2 separate regions of the Homo sapiens genome follow, and region 2 is linked to region 1. Evidence: read pairs that join two places in POLR2A ChIA-PET (ENCODE). Cell type or tissue: HepG2. All regions are shown on one strand. Links, peaks and the distances in the headings refer to the core of each region. The heading gives the core; the rest is flanking DNA.

Region 1 (2,920 bases), core at 237-2,736:
ACTCCCAAGATGTGCGACTGTGATTGAAAGACATGAACGGGTCAGCACAGACCTGGAAGAACTATGCTCTGCTCAGCTGTTGTAGCTGTTGTGTTATTATTTTGACTCAGGTTTGTTCCTTTAAGAGTTACGCTTTTCAGAGATACTGGCTGGAAGGACAGGCCTCCTTTCCTAGATCCAGGGCCAGCCAGTTACTCTTGTGCTGAGCTCCCATGAACTGCAGCCAGTGCCTTCCAGCTGACAAAGCAGCTTCTCAATGGTAAGTGTTTATGTTGCACTTTAGATTTGCAGAGTTCTTTCCCTAAGTTATTTCTTACCTCATTTTGGCGGGTGAAGAAACCAGAGCCCATCAAGATGGTGACTGACTGGTCCAGAGTCATCTGACCAATTAGTGGCAAAGCTGATACAGGGGACTTAGAGCCTCTGAGTTTCTGGGTCATTACTTACCCAGTCAGTCATGCAGCTTCTCTAAAATATGTTCTGTGCTCCTCACCAGCTTCTTTGTCCTCCTGAATTTAGCTGGCTACTTTTAGAGTGGGCCATAAAGCTCTCCTGTTTCAAAGCTGCAGCTTTTTTTTTTTTTTTTTTTGGTTGACCAGAAAGTTCTAAGTACCTAGAGAAACTCATCCCAGGCTGCTGCAATGTGGGACCTGTCCTAGGTCACCTGAGTTGCGGTGTGGAGCAGCAGGTGGAGGGAGTCTGACGTTTCTATTTGGGTTTTGGGGAAAAGACCAATGCCACTTCAGGATTATTAAAGATTTGTGCATGGGAAGGGGATGAAGAATTTACGTGAAGACATTGGCTGTTGCTTAAAGTTGATTTAAAAACATTCAACTAAAGAGCATTAAACATTTCACATCTAAAAGTTGAGAAGTTTTTGGCTTCCTTTTCAAACTTCACCAGTTGGGACACAGAGCTCTTTTCTTGCCAGTGAGGCAGAGAGACTTCAACGAGAATATTGAAAACTTTTACTATAGAAATTCCCACAAGAAATCTTACCATCTGTTTATTCTAGTCATTTTTTTCTTCACATTGGGTGTAAAGATTTTTTTTATGACTCATTGCCCTTTTGACTTAAATGCATCTGTTAAGTACAGATGTTGGATGAGATTAGTATCTGTTTACCTGTCTTTACATGATATTCTCTGAAAATAAAATCTTTCCTTTGCTCCCTTCTCCAATTGTGAATTTAATTAAGAAGATGAGCAGTTGTGTTTGGAGTATTCAATAGTTTGCCTTTCCAAACATTCCACGCAGCCTTTTGGATATTGATAAGTGTTTATTGTAGAACTAACAATACAGGCGAAACAGGAAGCAGCTCTTTGCTGGGTAGGATGCTCCGAGGCGCCCTCCACTCTCCGAGGGAACGCTCTTCAGCTGACTGAAGCAGGGAAGCCGAGCCAATCAGAGGCCGCTTTCCTAGCTCAGTCACCAGTCTGTGGTTGAGGAAGGGTTTTGCTTTTTGTGCTCTGTATTGGGAAGGCAGATAAAATGCCAGGTCTGGACTGCCTCTGGGGATAACCTCACCCTGTGGGATGTGAATGAATAGCATCTTGCCTGGTAAATCCACAGGAATTGATAAGGCAGGCGCAGTTCTCCCAAACAGGCCTTTTCTCTTTAAGCTGTAGCTGTGGTTTCTGCAGCAATTTTGTTTTTGCCTTGAAAGAGGTGCTCTGGATTATCACACCTCCATGTATGACAATTTGTACCTGCATGGAATTGAAGACTCGGAGGCTGTAAGTATTTTCATAGATAGCTAATTCCCTCTCCCCTCCTCTTCCTCCTCCCACTATCCCCTCCACCCCCCCGCTTCTTATTTCTTAGGCAACGCAGGGAACATGGAGCAGAAAGCTAACATCATTCTGGGGCTTGCTGGCTGCTGTGTAAATGTTCTCTGTGTAGTTTATAGGTAACTAAAATTATTTATTGTCAAGCAAAAAAGAAATTAGGGTGATGGCAAAGCATTCAAGAGTGTAGGCTGTTTGAATTTATACATTACCGGGTCCACGTTTGATCTCACCAGGGGTAACTGCTCCTTGCAGACTGGTTTAAACTATGCAGAAAGTGCCTATGTTTTCCAATAGCAGGGTTCATAGAAAAGCCTCATTCATTATATAATACACATTGTTTGTTGAGCTAGCATGAATGGAAGTTCCTAAGCTGTGGCTGTATTATTATGTGCTTTCTGGCCAAACAAGCAGTGCAGATATACTGCTTCTTTGTTAAGGAAATCAGATGCTAGGCTTGTGGCCATACAGCAATCCAGTGCAGAGGCAGTGGGCAGTGTTCCTATACTCTACCTTGGAAGAGCGAAGCAGACTCACGTGTGTTTTGGGTTAGAGAACTGGACTCCTTCTCCCCCCTAGGTCAGGCTCATGCAATCTGTTAAAATCAGGGTGAAATAATTTCCTGAAATCCCTGAAATCATACCATAGAGTGCTAGCTTTTAAATATAAGGTAAAGCTGATAATTGAATCTTTCTTTTGACTCTTGCTGGTGGTAGTTCCTATTTTTTTCATCAATACACAGAAACCTCGCAAGGTAGAATGGCTGGGGGTGGTTAATGGGAAGTGCTGTGGGGAGTCTGAATTTTATGTGAGTGCAGTGCCAATACATGTTGCTACATTTGAAACAGGAGTGTGTTATATAAGATTCTCTGGCTAAACCACCAAATAAACAGGTTATAACAAAAAAAAAACAAAAAACAAAAAAAAACCCTGTGGTATACGTCAATGCAGACGTATATGTCTAATGATGTGCTATCCATGAAAGATAGAAATCCTCAGTTCTGTTAAGGCATTCCATTTTTCCTTCCTGTCTGTGTGTTTTCTCTAACTCTAACTCTGTTTCCGCAAAGTCTCTCTGCGTGTTGCCCAACGTGCTCATAAATGATCAGACTGTCAGTGTATTGTAAGGGACT
Region 2 (2,920 bases), core at 140-2,639, 200 kb after region 1:
TTTTTATGGCTGCATAGTATTCCATGGTGTATATGTGCCACATTTTCTTTATCCACTCTATCATTGATGGGCATTTGGGTTGGTTCCAAGTCTTTGCTATTGTGGATAGTGCCGCAATAAACATACGTGTGCATGTCTTTATAGTAGAATGATTTATAATCCACTGGGTTGGGTATATACCCAGTAATCGGATTGCTGAGTCAAGTGGCATTTCTAGTTCTAGATCCTTGAAGAATCACCACACTGTCTTCCACAATGGTTGAATTATTTTACACTCCCACCAACAGTGTAAAAGTGTTCCTGTTTCTCCGCATTCTCTCCAGCATCTGTTGTTTCCTGACTTTTTAATGATCGCCATTCTAACTGGCATGAGATAGTATCTCACTGTGGTTTTGATTTGCATTTCTCTAATAACCAGTGATGATGAGCTTTTTTTCATATGTTTGTTGGCTGCATAAATGTCTTCTTTTGAGAAGTGTCTATTTCCTTTGCCCACTTTTTGATGGGGTTGTTTTTTTCTTGTAAATTTGTTTAAGTTCTTTGTAGATTCTGGATATTAGCCCTTTGTCAGATGGATAGGTTGCAAAAGTTTTCTCCCATTCTGTAGGTTGCCTATTCACTCTAATGAACTCTCTCTTTTTTTTTTTTTTTTTTGAGACAGTCTCACTCTTTCACCCAGGCTGGAGTGCAGTGGTAAACTCTTTCTCTATTGCAATTCCCCTGCCTTGATAAATTGGCTCTATCTGGGAAGCCGGCAAGAACCCACAGGGTGTTTACATTACTATCTGTCTTCATGAAGGCAAAGGCTTTGATTTTCTTCATAAGCCCCATCATGCAGCTAGCACTTGGCTTAGTGACTAAACCCTCATAGGCACTCAACAGACATTTGAATAAACATGTCCTGGGCAGTGCTGTCCAATAGAAGTAAGATGTGTGCCACATATGTAATTTTAAATTGTTGAGTAGTTACATTCAAACGTAATAAGAAACAATAAAGTTAATTTTACTAATACATTTTAATTACCCAATATATCTAACATGTTACCACTGCAACATGTAATCAGTATAAAAATTATTGAGATATTTTACTTTTTTTGTGTTAAGTCTTCAAAATCCATCGTGTATTTTACATTCAGAGCACATCTCAATTTGTATTAGGTGCCTTGCAAGTGCTCCATAGCCTAAAGTAGCTAATGACTCCTGTACTGGACAGGGCAGGTCTGGAGCCTCCTAGTGTTCAATATATGCCAGTTGATAGATAATAGCACAATGCAAAGAATTGGAGAAAGAAAGTTTTATTCTGAAAGCTGCCGTACCCACTGGTTGATACGGTGACTATGAGACTTCATTCACCTGTTAACATCTGGAACAGCAGAAAGACCTAAAGTGCCCATGATGAATGAGTAAGGACACTGGACCAGGAGTGAGGTGAATATGCAAAAGCCTGTGTCTCCCAGAGCCCCAAAGAGACAGGAGAGCAGAGGACACCCAAAGAGCAACAGGCTTGTTGCACCAGTGGGAAGACACAGCAGGCAGCAGGCTTTGCTGAGGAGTCTGCCAACAGAGCATCTCAAAGTGCAAACCAGGCTGGGCACAGTGGCTCACTCTTGTAATCCCAGCACTTTGGGAGGCTGAGGTGGAAGGAGCACTTGAGCTCAGGAGTTCAAGACCAGCCCGGGCAACAAAGTGAAAAATCTTGTTGCTACAAAAAAATTTTAAAATTAGCCAGGTATGGTGGTATGTGTCTGTAGTCCCAGCTACTTGGGAGGCTGAGGTGGGAGGATCACTTGAGCCCAGGAGGTCAAGGCTACACTGAGCCATGATTGTGTCACTGCACTCCAGTCTGGCTGACAGAGCAAGACCCAGACACCAAAACATACCAAGGACTAAACTCTGACCATTTTTCTCTCTTGTCTAAATCCCTACCTAAGGGGTCAGAGAAGTCACACAGTACAAACAGAAAGTCTCAGAAGATGGATTTTATTTAACCCTATGTAACATGGATTACTTTCCAACTTGACTCTCATAACATCACATGACAGATGAAGAGGGAAACCAAAATGTTTTACCCCAAAAATATGTTTCATCACCATATTTAGAAATAGCTCTGTAAAGCTGTTTTTTTGGGGGGGAAATTTGCCTCTGTAAAGAATCTCCATTAACATAACTAGGTCTTTCCTCTACCAGGTCCTCCCAGTCTTGAAGAGATTAACTGAGAGTCTCGCACCTCTTAAAGGATTGAATAGGAAACATTTGCCATCTATGGTCTGAAAGGCCTGCCACCTATAGACTACTGGAAACTGCCTGCTTCACTGCATAGTAAGAACCTTGGAGCCACAACCCCTTATCTTAACCCAGACACTCCTTTCTATTGATCCCAGGTTTTTAGATAATAACTTAACTCTCAGCCAATCAGAAAATCTTTGAATCCACCTGTGACCTGTAAGTCCCCACCCTTCAAATTGTCCTGCCTTTTGGGACTTAACCAATGTATACCTCACATGTATTGATTGATGTCTTTTGTCTCCCTAAGACATATAAAACCAAGCTGCAACCCAACCACCTTGGGCACATGTTCTCAGGACCTCTTGAGACAGTGCTGTGGGCCATGGTCACTCATATTTGGCTCAAAATAAAACTCTTCAAATATTTTACAGACTTTGGCTCTTTTCACTGACAGTACTGTTCTGGGATTTGTCGTGGCAGGGTATGTGTCTTAGTCCATTTTTTACTGCTGTAACATTCTAACACAGACTGGGTAATTTACAAACAATAAAGATTTATTTCTCACAGTTCTGGAGGCTGGGAAGTCCAAGACCAAGGTGCTGGCAGGTTCAGTGTCTGGTGAGGGCCTGGTCCCTTAAGCCCTTTTATGAGGGCCCTAATCCTATCCGTGAGGGCACTGCCCTTATGACTTGAT

The links. Peaks named below come from ENCODE experiments on the same cell type or tissue, not always from the same donor. Only the 100,000 strongest peaks of a DNase experiment are listed, where the experiment ranks them.
Region 2: POLR2A ChIA-PET joins it to region 1 with 6 read pairs; 1 of 35 experiments calls an interaction of 5 or more read pairs at or near these places.

What each region holds. Positions count from the first base shown.
Region 1 is chr2:151,972,485-151,975,404 of GRCh38, reverse strand. The region is part of intron 2 of CACNB4 (calcium voltage-gated channel auxiliary subunit beta 4); the gene reads left to right. Among named protein-coding and RNA genes, the nearest start is that of CACNB4, 130 kb to the left of the region's middle. In HepG2, for the core only: no CTCF peak of the experiment used is centred there; DNase peaks (open chromatin) are centred at 1,404 and 2,194; H3K4me3 peaks cover 1,985 bases.
Region 2 is chr2:151,775,995-151,778,914 of GRCh38, reverse strand. No RefSeq gene overlaps it. Among named protein-coding and RNA genes, the nearest start is that of NEB, 43 kb to the right of the region's middle. In HepG2, for the core only: a CTCF peak has its summit at 1,227 (motif pointing left); a DNase peak (open chromatin) is centred at 1,214.